Regions from separate parts of the Homo sapiens genome. Here region 2 is linked to region 1. A link is a contact called in ENCODE Hi-C or POLR2A ChIA-PET data. All regions are on one chromosome and are shown on one strand. Each heading gives the region's core, a stretch centred on a gene start or an enhancer-like site at or near the end of the contact. The rest is flanking DNA. Distances are from core to core; before and after follow the strand shown.

Region 1 (6,210 bases), core at 2,048-4,547:
AGATAATAAAGCCATGTAGAAAATAGGATTAAGGTAATGAACAGGCAGGACAAAGTTTGATCTTTCAGTAACACCAAAGCCTGACTGACAGGCCAATCCGAGAGGTGGAGCAGCATTGCCGGCAGGACTTGGGGTTGGGCGGTGAGCGGTGCTGGATGGATTCTTTGCTTTTAACCTGTCACTGCTGCAACTTGAGGAGCGCCTGGATTTTCTCTTTTATGTATGTGCTGGGGCTTGGGCAGAGAGCGGGGAGTACTGGAGGGGCAGTTTGCCCTAAGCATTGCTATACCCTGGATGATGGTGGGGGCTGGGACACATTCAAAGCTGTAGCCACCCACTGGGCACCAGCGCTCCCATCAGGGGAGCCATCACCCACGTCTATGTGTGTCTCTCAGCTACTCACCCTCAGACAGCCAATGCTGCTTCTCACAGAACCTGGACCCCTTTCAGGGTCACCATTGTTCCCTCAGCCCCTCATTCCATCAAGACCACTAGAGACTGTTCTCCTTGCAGGCTGGGCTGGAACAGGGATGGAGGGGCAGTTGCTAGCTGGAGCACACAGGTCAGAAGGCAGCCACAGGCACACAGCCGTTGCCTAAATGGCAAGGAGCTTGGCTGTCCCCTTCCCCCTTCCTCTTCTTTTTTTTTTTTTTTGAGACAGAGTCTTGCTCTATTACCCAGGGTGGAGTACAGTGGTGCTATCTCGGCTCACTGCAAACTCCGCCTCCCGGGTTCACGCCATCCTCCTGCCTCAGCCTCCCGAGTAGCTGGGACTACAGGTGCCTGCCACCGCGCCTGGCTAATTTTTTGTATTTTTAGTAGAGACAGGGTTTACACCGTCTTAGCCAGGATGGTCTCGATCTCCTGACCTCGTGATCCACCTGCCTCGGCCTCCCAAAGTGCTGGGATTACAGGTGTGAGCCACTGCGCCTGGACTTTTTCTGCCTTTCTGTCTTCTGGAACTGGGTACCATGGGGTTAGGCCCAAGGACAGAGGATTACTATCTAAACGAGAAAGAGTCCTTCACCCAACCTCAAAGTGCCAGAATATTTCTGCTTCTGATGGTAGGTGGTCTTCAAGCCCATTCCCTAACTCCCAAGTGCCAGGAATTCCGGTATCTTCATCTTGATTGACCAACCACTGAAGTATCCCTAGCTAGGCCCTGTGATCCCATCAGGCCCTGAGGAACTATGCCAAAGCCATCCTGCCCGAGCCTGGAGTTTGGAGGAATCAAGGCTCATCTTGTGTTCTCTATGTTTGAGCAGGACCCTTCCTTGGCTAGGCCCCAGGGAAGGTGCCTTGTGTTGACTGTCTGGGGCCCAGCTCCTGGCAGCTGGAAGGCCCAAGTGGGTCTGACTGGCCTGACATCACAAATACCCCCTTCCTCCATGGGCTTCCTCTTGCTGTGGGTTTTTTTTTTCTGCCAAGGGGCATTTGAGATGGACCTAGCACTGGTGCCCTGAGCACAGGGCACAGCTGGGCCCCTGATAGCCTGTGGGCAGGTGGGCTTCAGGATGGAGAGCCCTTTAATCCCAGACCTGAAGGTGTCATAGTAGGTCCAGCCACAGTCACAGCCCTAAGCCCCACTGGGATTGTGGGGTGGGGAAAGGGGTGGGGAGGTGGTTGGTGACCTGGCTGCTCCTAGGGTATTGAGTCCTTGGCCAGGTCCTGTGCTGCCCTGTGTGTGTGGCAAGCCCTGCACACATCCCATTGATTCCCCTTCCCCTTTGGGCCAGGGTCATCCCTGGTCCCATGTTACACCTCCACTTCCACCTCAAAGCTCCCAAGTTCCCCTTTTCTCAACAAAGGCAGGGGCAGAATAGGCTTCTCACCCATCCTAACAGATGCCCTAGATTTTTCTCCTCTGAGCCTGTGCTCAAGCCAACCCCATGCCCAGAATACCCCCTCTGTGCCTAATGAAACCCTGCTCGCTCTTCAATATAAACAGCACCTCCACCACGAAGCTCTCCTTGATCCTGACCCCTGTGGCTGGAGTTGGTGGCCCTTTCCACTGAACACAGTGTTGGAACACTGATAAGGGCCACCTGGTCAGCCATGGCTGTGGCCTGGTAGAACTCTCCCTCTGAGCTGGGAACTGACCTTGGTATCCTGAACTGAGCACAGGATATGAGTGAGTATCAGGGCATCTAATGACATTTGGAATAAATGGTAAGGGACATTTGGCTGGAGCCCCTTCTGTCTGGAGAAGGAAGCCGTGTCCTGCACACAGGCTGGGCCACTCTGAGAGCACTGTTAGTGCCCATCCTGCCCAGGTGTGGCTTTGTCTGCCCTGGCCCTCTGCCCCCACCTTGTGCAGGGGCCTGGCCCACAGTCAGGGTGATTACGGGAACTGCCCCTCTTTAAAGTACCTCCCTTCTCCTTTGAAAGCATTACTGATAGCTTTTTTTCATTCTCTTTTTTCTTTACCTCTTTAAGGAACCCTGTAATTTCTTTCTTTCTTTCTCCCCCCTTAACTTTTTCTTTCTTGTCTCCTCTGTCCCCCTGAACTCTTTGAAATTGGCTCTCTGCCTGCTGACACCAAACTGATACTTTGCGTTTCACTTCTCCTTATCCCTTTATGGCAACAGATGTTGAAATTTTGTATCCTTTTATCTACGCGGCTGCCCCTTCCTGTAATTATGGCCCCCTTGTTAGCAGTACAAAGTGGGCTGCCTGGCCTTTGAGCCATTGTGTCTGAACACATGTGCGTGGGTGGGTGCTGGGGGTGTGTGCACACAGACACATGCATGTGAGAGGCTGTATGCTTGAGAAGGCCCTTCCTTCTCACCTGATGGGGCTGAGGCAAGTGAAGCTTCCATAGCTCCTCCATTGTTAATGTTTAGAACCTATCTGTCCCCTTGATTCTCTCACTACCTCCACCAGAGGGCAAGCCTCTGGGCATCTGTGAGGTGGAAAAGCCTGCAAAGAGCTGGAAAGGGCTGGAGGTGACCCTGGGTAACTCTTGGGGCAAGTCCTGAGGATGTTGAGGGGCCAGTGATGGAGTGGCTGCATTGTCTGTGAAGGTGGGGAGTGCCACCACCCTGAAGCATATAGATCTAAGATTTACTAGGTGCGTGACCCCTGCGCCTTCATTTTCTCATCTGTAAAATGGGGTTAAGAAACTTACCTCCAAAGCCTGTTGTGAGGATTAAATGGGCTGATACGAGTAAAACACTCAGCACGTTGCCTGGTACACAGTATGGACTCAGGATATGTGAGCTGTTGCTGCGGTGGCTACTCTGCCACCAGGTAACCTAAGCAGCCGTCTCATCTGGCTCCAGCAGACACAAAGAGAACAACAGGCCCTTCAGCTTACTTCCCTCTGTTCCCGTCATCCTGAAAGCTGCTACCAGACGGGATTTCCAGGAGCTCTGCCTTTATCATGGATTCAGGCTCTGCCTTTCCTTGCTATACGACATTGTCACTTTTTGTCTGTGACTCTTGGTTTCCTTATCTACAATCGGGGCCTGGACTAGGACAATCACTGTTTGTTCAAAAGCCTCATGGCTGTCTGCCACTCACGGAGTTTGTGCCAGGTGAGGGATGTGCACCCTAAGGCCCACTGTGGCCTGGAGGCCAGACCCTGCCAGCACACTCCCAAGCCTCCAACCAAACCAGATTGCCAGCTGCCGCCAAAACAGCCTGGTTGCCCTAGTGCTGCACCTTTGTTGTTGCTGCTCCTGCCACCTGGGCCATCTCCCTATCTTGTCATTGCCTATGACAGCCCTGTCTGTCAGTGAAGAATCAGTCAACACCCCCAGCCAGAAATGCTTGCTTTTCTTAGCTGCCCCCTTGTAGAACTTTCCGTTGTTCTCTGTGGTACCTACCAACTCACATTTTGATTTGTTAGTTGGATATATGTTGCAGACTTCTTTCTCTCCCTGGATTGAATACTCCTTGAAGGCAGGGACAAAGTCTTCTTGATCAAGTCACAGCTTACATCTCCCTGTAGTTTCCATTAAGCACAATGCTTTGTATACAGAAGATGCTCGACTGAAGGAAGGAGATAGAAGGGAGGAAAAACCTCCCATTCTCTTTGCAGCCATGTTGGGCCCAGCTTATACCTTCAAGCCATCTGTCCCCTAGGCAGCAGAGATGGAAGGTGGTCAACTCTTTTGTCACCCTTCCCTCCTCTCTCTCTCTCCAAAAGCCATTGTTGCATTTCAAGGTAGCACATGGCAGACAGGTGCACAGGTAGGCACAGACTCAAACAGATGCAGGAATGAGCATCTGGGTCTCCAGAGCATAGGTCTCTGGAGCATAGGGTCTCCAGAGAACAGCATCAGGAATTCAGTATGTTAAAAATGACTGAAAAATGGTGTGGGAGCCACGGACATGCTGAGCTGTGGGTTGGGAGGTGGAGGAGGTGGTGACTCAGGAGTGCTCTAGTACAGGCGGCTGTTGGGGAGGCTGGGAGAAGTGCAGCAGGGCACCAGGCTTCCTAGCTCTGCAGACTTGGTGGGCAGGGGTAGGGTGCCAGGGACTGCCCCCTGTGCCCAGTCCAGCTTAGCACTCAGGGCCTGTCCCTGGCGGGCTATCCAGGTTTTTAGGGCCAGCCCCTACCATCAGTTAGCTGCCCCCACAAAGATGGTGATGGGTGTCAGCATTTCATGTAAATGTCCCTCCTCTCTGACTGGCAGGAAGTTCTCTCCCTCCAGCTGCAGTAGAGTCACCTGGGCAGCAGGATGGTTTGGGCCAGGGGGCCCTGACCTCTCAGGGGTGTGGCCGCACTCTGCTTGCTTCTTCTTGTCCAGGTAGTGGGGTTCCCAGGAGCAGCCTGCACACGGTCAGAGCCAAGGAAACAGGTCTCCCCCAGGTTGCCCCTCCTCAGCCTGTGTCTCATTCATCAGGCTCACACAGATGGCCCCATCTGTCTTTATGTTTCCCTGGGTGGAGAGAGAATTGCTGGACTTGACTCGGCGGAGGCTAGGGTGTGGAGGCCCCCAGCCCTTAGTGGATCCTGGAGGCCTGGGCTTTGTCCACGGGAGTTGGAAGGGAATGGACTTTTTGTCTGGCCCTCTATAGTGACAGGCTGGCCCTTGCTCCCGTCTTGGCCTGGGGCTCTGAGCAGCAGCCCTGTTCCCACACAAGCTGTGCAACAGCCAAGGCTCTGCACCCCCCTCTCGCCCCCCACAGTGAGAGGCCGAGAAGCATTCTTAACATTCTTTCCAGAGAAAAGGGGTGAAATGTCTGAATTTGGGGGGTCACCACGTTATACAAATTGCAATCTAATCGTTTTTATAAGAACACACTTGCAGTAAGAAAAGAGCCCAGGAGGAGGGGATGAGGAGACAGACAGCTTGTTTTGTCCCCTTTTCCCCCAAAGTTTGGGGCTATTGTCGGGCCAATCTCTCCCTCTACCAGAGCAGTTGAGCTAGAGTTTTCTAGTTAAATAGGTCTTGGGGTGGGGGCCGAGAAGGGCCCACGGTGCCATTTCTGTTTGTTTTCCCAAATCAAAGCCCCAGCAGGGCTCCTGTGGCACTGCTGGGTTGCTATTAGAAGAGATGGGCCTTTTCCCAGAGCCTGGCGTGTCAGTTTATGCTCTGAACTTAACCTCACGGGCACCACACAACAGAGCCTTGAGGGTCCTGGGCCCAGGGGCAAAAGAAATTGTATCTTTTCATTGGCCCATTTAAAGTGTGTGTGGCCATTTTAGAGAACCAGAGAACAGCACAGCAGAAAGAAACTTCTCAGCCCCTGCCAGGCTGTGCGGGCAGAGCAGGGGCTCTCAGGACTTGTGCTGGCCTCCAGGGCCTGGTGCTCACTGGGCCCTTGGCTCTCCCCCCGAGGGCAGGGACCCCTTGGGCTGTCCTGTATTTCTGACTGCAGATACTTACGGCCATGACATTTTCCAGTGGTGGCATGAATGCTGGGGTAGGGGCCCAGCTTGGCAGCCCAGTCTGGGTGGGCCTTTTATACTGCTGTCCCTGTGCAGCCCCATGAGTGCCCAGCTCTCCTTCCCTCTGAACCCAGGGACCAGGGTGGGCAGGTAGAGCCATGCTGGGCTTCAGTCCTCCCAACCCCCACTGCCTTTCATCTTCTATTTCAAACAAACATGAAATTACTTCTATAGATTAAAGGGGAGAGCTCCTCAATCATTCCTTAAGGCCTCACTAATGGAGGGGGCAGGGCCCCCAAATCTGGAAGAGGGAGGAGAACTGTGGAGCCAAACAGCCCCTACCCAGCATGCACCCAGTATACCTGTGAAAG
Region 2 (6,210 bases), core at 1,599-4,098, 210 kb before region 1:
GCTATGATTGGGGATGAGGAGTGGATCAGATCAGGGACCCTGCTTCCCAAGTCCCCTTGCCTCTCCAAGCTCCTATCAGGATCCAAGTGCAGAGTGATCTCCAGGGCCTAGACATTGGGAGTGGAAAATCAACTCCCCTCCCCAGCCCACCCCAAAGTCAGTAGGGAGAGTAATATTGGGGTGGAGTGGGGAGCACTTCTGCCTCCCCCTTGGGAGTTTTGACCTCTCCCTCCTCTTCACGGCTAGAACTGTGTAACTCCGTAGCATGGCTGTTCCCCAGTACCACCAGGGACAGGAAGACAGACTAGAACCATGATGGAGGACTGCAGGGTAGATACCTGGAAGAACTGGAAAAATATGAAGGAAACTGGGAACAAGAGGAAGGTGCATGAATTGCCTGCTCTAGGGTTCAGTAAGAGCAGAAAACTCCTAGCTCACCCTCCATCCTCTGCTGCATTTATTGGGGTGGAGTGGGGAACAGGGAGTTGGACCTAGATAAACTGGGACAGCTGGGCTGAGCTTGTTCTCATTCAATCTGGAAAAGGTGAAGTTGATTGAGCTCTAACTTGCCATTCCTTTTAGATGGGAAAGGGGGAAGAGAGGGCATCTGGAAATCCCAGGAGTCTTGGGCTGAAGGCAGCCATTCTGTTCTCACCTTTAGAGGAGACAGAGGCTTAGAAGCAGGTAGGGGGCTGGGGTGGGGGGCAGGAGAGCCACCCCCGAGTCGGGCAACTACACCATTGGAGGCCCCAGGCGCAATCCAGCTTTGGGAAACTAGAGTCCAGGCTAATGGAGCCCTGGGCCAGAGGCCAGGAATGCCATCGATCCCCCTGCCTGGCCCACTGCCTCCCTCCCACCTCTCCATGGCTCCTGGGGTGGGAGGGAGGTAAGGATGTGTTGAAGGAGAGGAGGTGGTTACTCACCCAGTCACCTCCTGAGAACAGGGCCTGATCTGGAGGGTGAAGCCTGGATTGGGAGGGTGGGGTATATGGAGGGGGAGTAACCTTTAACTAAAGGAAGTTGGACCCCTCCAGGAATGGACTGAGGCCAACTTTAGTCACTGTGTCAGATCCAGTGGGATCTGATCCAGGAATCTGGATGCAGTGCAGCTGGGAGACACAGACACACACACACACACACACACACACACACACACACACACACACAGTAACACTGAGGGTCCTCTGGGGGTGCAATTAGAGCTGTAGAGCATGTGCAGAAATAAGGGAGAAGAGGGGAAGGGGAGCCATGATCAGTGGGCCATGGATAGCCCCACAATACACCAGAATACTCGCCTCCAAGATCTCTTATTGCCACAAAGTTTACTATTATTTCACCCTCAAAGAGCAAGCCATACTGGAAGAGACTGTGAAGGGGCCACAGTTTAGGGTAGATGAGTTAGCTGATGAGGAACCCTGCCCTTTGGCAGAAAGATTCTGGGCACCTTGGAATGAGGAGGGGTTACAGGAAAGAAAAGTGGGTGTACCCAGGAAAAATGAAGCCTCTGTGGGTGAGGTATTGAGGTACAGCCTTAGATATCTGGGTGCCATGGGGACCCAGGTCACAGTATGATATGGATATGTGTCATGACAACCTTGATATGTCTCATAATGTTATAAGGTCACAATGTCATAGTGTTCTTTGTAGACTCACATGTCATGATGTCCCAGAGGCATTGTGTGTTCTTGTGTGGTTTGATCATGCTGTGTGTGAGATGGCCTATATGGGTCTCCATGTGTATGCATCCTGTTTTACTTAGGTCACATTTGTATATGTTTGTGTTAAGGAGTTAGCAGGTCATTGTGTGTGTGTGTGTGAGCATGCATATTACGCCATCAGGTGTGAGTTACTGGATATCAAGCTGTCACTGGCACCCATCACTGTGATGTATTGTTCTACATGTCACTATACACGCCTGTCACTGTAGGTGTGTGTATGAGAGAGGTGTTCTTACCCAGGCAATCCTTGGGTTGGACATCATCCTGAGAGGTCCAGCCATGGCACTTGAGCCAAGGGTACTAGGTCAGCAAAGACACTGAGGCCACTGCCACCTCATCCTTGCCGCCTCGCTGTCACCGGCCACGTCCCATTAAACCAAGTGCCTGAGCCTCACCTCTATGGACTCACTGGGCTCCCCTAACCCGATTCCAACCACCCTTGCCATTCCTTTCCTCCCCTTAATTCCTCCCCCAGCCCGGTCCCCAGATGGGGTTGATTTGTGACTGGCGGGGAGGGGACAGGGAACAGAGGGACAATGGGAGTTAATGTGCCTTCCTGGGGTCTTCTCTCTTCCCAGGCCACCCTCCAGGGCCCACTAAAAAAGCGCTGAAGCAGCGATTCCTCAAGCTGCTGCCGTGCTGCGGGCCCCAAGCCCTGCCCTCAGTCAGTGAAAGCAAGTGCCTCTCATGTGCTTCCGGGGGCGGGGCTCGATGTGTGCGTGCGTGTCTGTGCATGAGTGTGTGCGCGTGTGCCCCAGGCCTGCGAGTGTGCGCATGCTCCAGGCCTGCATGTGTGGGGGGGCGTGCCCCAGGCCTGCGTGTGTGGGGGTGGGGCCTGCCCCAGGCCTGTGCGTGTGTATGTGTGTGCATGTGCGCGCGAGCGTGCCCCAGGCCGGCGTGTGTGTGTGGGGGGGCGTGCCCTACCCCTGCATGTGTGTGGAGGGCGTGCCCCAGGCCCGCGCGCGTGTGTGTGTGTATGGGGAGGCGTGCCGCACGCCTGCGTGTGGGGGAGGGGCGTGCCCCAGGCCTGCGTGCGTGTGTGTGTGTGTGTGTGTGTGTGTGTGGGCGTGACCAGCGTGGCGAGGGCGGGTGCTGGCAAGGCTGGAGCATAAGGGGGCGTGGCTACTGTGTGCGTGTGCGGCTGAAGCCAGCGTGTGTGGGCGTGGTCAGTTGGGAGCGGGTGTGTGTCACCGCTCCCGCAAAACTGTGGGACCCGAGAGTGTGGGTGTGACCATTGTGACCAGGCTGAGGCCTGAGCCTGTGTAGCTGTGGCGGCCTGTGTAGACCAGGCGGCCGTGAGGGTCTGTATGTGGCTTAGCTGGGTTAGTGTCTTCAACTCCGTGCGGCCGCCCCCTTCCCCACCGTGTTTTGGACCCCTGATGTGTGTTGCCTATGCCCCGACAGGATGGTGACAGGTGTAGAGGATGGCGCCTGCCCTCCTCCAGACGCCAGGGTATTTGGGTTTTCTGTGCCAGCCTGGTCCCCTGCTGAGTGATCTCCAGTTGAGTGACCTCGCTTTGTCTCTAGGTCTCCATTTCCTCAGTTGGGCCTTGCCCACCTCATAGGATCATACTGCATTTTGCAAACCATAAAGGCCCGCTTTGTAGTTATTTGAGCATGCTGTTGTGTTGGACTTAGATGGGTCCCACACGGGGGTGGATTCGGAAAAGGACAGGCGTGAGTCCCGCAAGCTTGTGTGCATGGGGTCCGTTTCGTGTGTGTCTGTGCTGGTTGGGTGTGCCTTTGCACGGGCTGGGTTGTGAGGTTTGCTCTGAGTGTGAGGGGCCAGGTGTGTGTCTGCAGTTGGCCGGGTCTTCCGCTTTCTCGGTGACAGTTCGCTCCCTTCAGCATTAGCCGCCCCAGCCTCCCTCCGCCCCCACAGACCCCGCCTGCTGGACCCAGGTGACTTACGCTCCTGGTGGGGGCGGGGCGGGGCAGGGCGGCTTTGCCATCTTGGGGTGGGGGGCACTTGCCTGGGGGCTGGACGTTGGGGGCGGGGCAGGATTGAGATGGGGCCGGGGGTGGGGTCTGGATGGAGGTTGGCTGAGCTGGGCGGGGCATGGCTCAGGCATGGCTGGGATAGATGGGGCTGGGCGGGGCGAGGGGAGGGGCTGGGTGGGACGAGGGGAGGGTTTGGGCGGGGCAAGGCTGGGGCTGGGCGGATCTGAGTTGGTCCCCGAAGGCCCGGAGCTCTGACCCTCAGACGCCCCCTCTTGAACTGGCTTTTCCCACTCCTCCCTTTCTAAAACGAAGATGCGGCTGGGGGCCTTCCCCTCCAACGAGGGATCGAGGGCCGCGGGGCGAGCACTGAGTCGGATCCCTGGCTCTGGGGCCAGGCCAGGCCTTGGCCCGCTGATAGACCTCGAAGATGGCCATCATCTTTTCTCCTTACCTCAGTGTCCTTGGCTCGGGGCCCAGGGAACTGGCAGCCTGGTCTCCGGCATCGGATGGGACCGGGGGGCGGGGAGGGGGTGAATGGGGCAGTGATTTGAAGAGGGGTCGCGGAGGCTGGGCCTGAGGCGCGGCTGTCCTCACCGCTCCCGCAGACAGCGTGGACGATGAATTTGAATTGTCCACCGTGTGTCACCGGCCTGAGGGTCTGGAGCAGCTGCAGGAGCAAACCAAATTCACGCGCAAGGAGTTGCAGGTCCTGTACCGGGGCTTCAAGAACGTGAGTGCAAGGCGAGGCCAAACTCAGCGAGGGTGGGACAGGAGGACCCAAGCCGGTCCACAGCTTCCCAGAAAGCATGGCTTGGATGCTTGAGGTGTGGGCGGAAGGGAGGCAAGGCCCTGAGACTGAACTTCTAGCTGGAGGTTCTGGGGCGGGGCCAGAACGGAAGTGGCGCCTGTAGACTGTCAGTTTCGTTCCATGTTTTTTATTTGTGCACTGGGAAAGAAGTCTTCCCTCCCATCACATGAGCCACGTGGTGAGTCCTCTGGAGGCTTGAAGATTATCCCCCTCCCTGGGAGTCTTGGGCCATGGAGGGTGGGGGCGGTGAACGGAAGGGGATTTTGTCTCTGCCCTCAGCCTGGTGCCCTCTCCTTCCAGGAATGTCCCAGCGGAATTGTCAATGAGGAGAACTTCAAGCAGATTTACTCCCAGTTCTTTCCTCAAGGAGGTGAGGGGACAAGGCCCAAGGGGAAGCAGTTGTCCTTCTCTAGGCTGAGGGAGGGAGGGATTCTGGAGGAGCTGGGAATGCCAAGGTGATGGGGGGTATGGGGAGCTCCTTAGAGGGAGGAAGTCCTCTCCTGTGTGGAAGCCAACTTCTCCACACTCACCCTGCAGACTCCAGCACCTATGCCACTTTTCTCTTCAATGCCTTTGACACCAACCATGATGGCTCGGTCAGTTTTGAGGTGAGCTGGGCGAGGTGGGCCAGGGAAGCCTGTTTCCTGGAGTTCAGGGCCAGGATCTCCAGGCCAAACCCAGAGAAGGAGTTGGGTGAAGAGTACCCGAGGACACAGCTCCCTCCTGCCTCCTTCCCAGGACTTTGTGGCTGGTTTGTCCGTGATTCTTCGGGGAACTGTAGATGACAGGCTTAATTGGGCCTTCAACCTGTATGACCTTAACAAGGACGGCTGCATCACCAAGGAGGTGCAGGGCAACTGAAGGGCTGGGGGTCTGTGGCGGTGATGGGGGTGGCGTGCAGAGGGTGATGGGAGGGAAATATGACCCACATATGCCCACAAGCAAGGGATCAAGGGAGGCTGGAGGCTCTGAGGAAGGATCCTCTTCTCTCTTGGCCTAACAGGAAATGCTTGACATCATGAAGTCCATCTATGACATGATGGGCAAGTACACGTACCCTGCACTCCGGGAGGAGGCCCCAAGGGAACACGTGGAGAGCTTCTTCCAGGTACTTGGGAGTGGGTAGGCTGGAGGGCCCTGGAGTGAAGGGAAGAAGGCCAAGAACCAGCAGGGAACTCACCTGACTTCTGTCTGCCTCTCTCTTGCCATCCCTCCTGTTCTCCCTGCCTGACCACCTTCTTGCAGAAGATGGACAGAAACAAGGATGGTGTGGTGACCATTGAGGAATTCATTGAGTCTTGTCAAAAGGTACAGCTCCCTGCCCTCTACATTACCCTGACCTGGACTCAGGCCTGATTTAGTAATGCAGGGAAAAGCTTCTTTGGGAAGAATACCACCTTCCCACCTCACCCCCATATTTCAATCCTATTCCTTTGTGGGAGGCTTACCCCTTCCCTACCTCAGGTCTCTCTGGGCATCTCCTTCCTCTGTGCTTTTGAATGTCCCCGTCTGTGACTCAGTGTCCCTCTCACTGTCTCTGATAAGCTCCTTCTCTTTCTCTCTCTTCAATCTGCCTCGCTCACATCATGGCCACAGGATGAGAACATCATGAGGTCCATGCAGCTCTTTGACAATGTCATCTAGCCCCCAGGAGAGGGGGTCAGTGTTTCCTGGGGGGACCATGCTCTAACCCTAGTCCAGGCGGACCTCACCCTTCTCTTCCCAGGTCTATCCTCATCCTAC

What was found. A loop is a pair of places that touch in the nucleus more often than their neighbours do. ChIA-PET counts read pairs that join two places held with the same protein, here RNA polymerase II (POLR2A). Pooled maps may share reads with other maps.
Region 2: a loop to region 1 is called in a pooled map, with 2.0 times the contacts of the local background. The contact joins two enhancer-like sites. A Hi-C loop is called at or near these places in 2 of 168 maps with a recorded cell type or tissue (CD4-positive, alpha-beta memory T cell and mammary epithelial cell) and 9 of 50 pooled maps. POLR2A ChIA-PET finds 5 or more read pairs at or near these places in 2 of 52 experiments (BJ and GM12878).

What each region holds. Positions count from the first base shown.
Region 1 is chr10:101,614,103-101,620,312 of GRCh38, reverse strand. The region is part of intron 6 of FBXW4 (F-box and WD repeat domain containing 4); the gene reads left to right. Among named protein-coding and RNA genes, the nearest start is that of MIR3158-2, 16 kb to the right of the region's middle. RefSeq lists enhancers at 372-873, 919-1,831. Within about 2 kb of position 3,297, at least 4 of the 41 ENCODE cell types and tissues checked have a DNase peak (open chromatin) inside an H3K27ac peak, as active enhancers do; they include GM12878, where a contact is called at or near this core.
Region 2 is chr10:101,827,254-101,833,463 of GRCh38, reverse strand. It overlaps KCNIP2 (potassium voltage-gated channel interacting protein 2), which reads left to right. Exons shown (of 10, transcript NM_173191.3): 2 at 2,297-2,392; 3 at 3,567-3,620; 4 at 4,265-4,389; 5 at 4,768-4,837; 6 at 5,005-5,075; 7 at 5,206-5,313; 8 at 5,471-5,575; 9 at 5,713-5,775; 10 at 6,064-6,210. The coding sequence ends at 6,111. KCNIP2-AS1 (KCNIP2 antisense RNA 1) reads right to left here. Exons shown (of 3, transcript NR_045118.1): 2 at 5,525-5,604; 3 at 4,575-5,283. Among named protein-coding and RNA genes, the nearest start is that of KCNIP2-AS1, 11 kb to the right of the region's middle. RefSeq lists enhancers at 2,108-2,624, 4,679-5,878 and silencers at 2,760-2,839, 3,630-3,729, 3,850-3,899. Within about 2 kb of position 2,848, at least 35 of the 41 ENCODE cell types and tissues checked have a DNase peak (open chromatin) inside an H3K27ac peak, as active enhancers do; they include GM12878, where a contact is called at or near this core.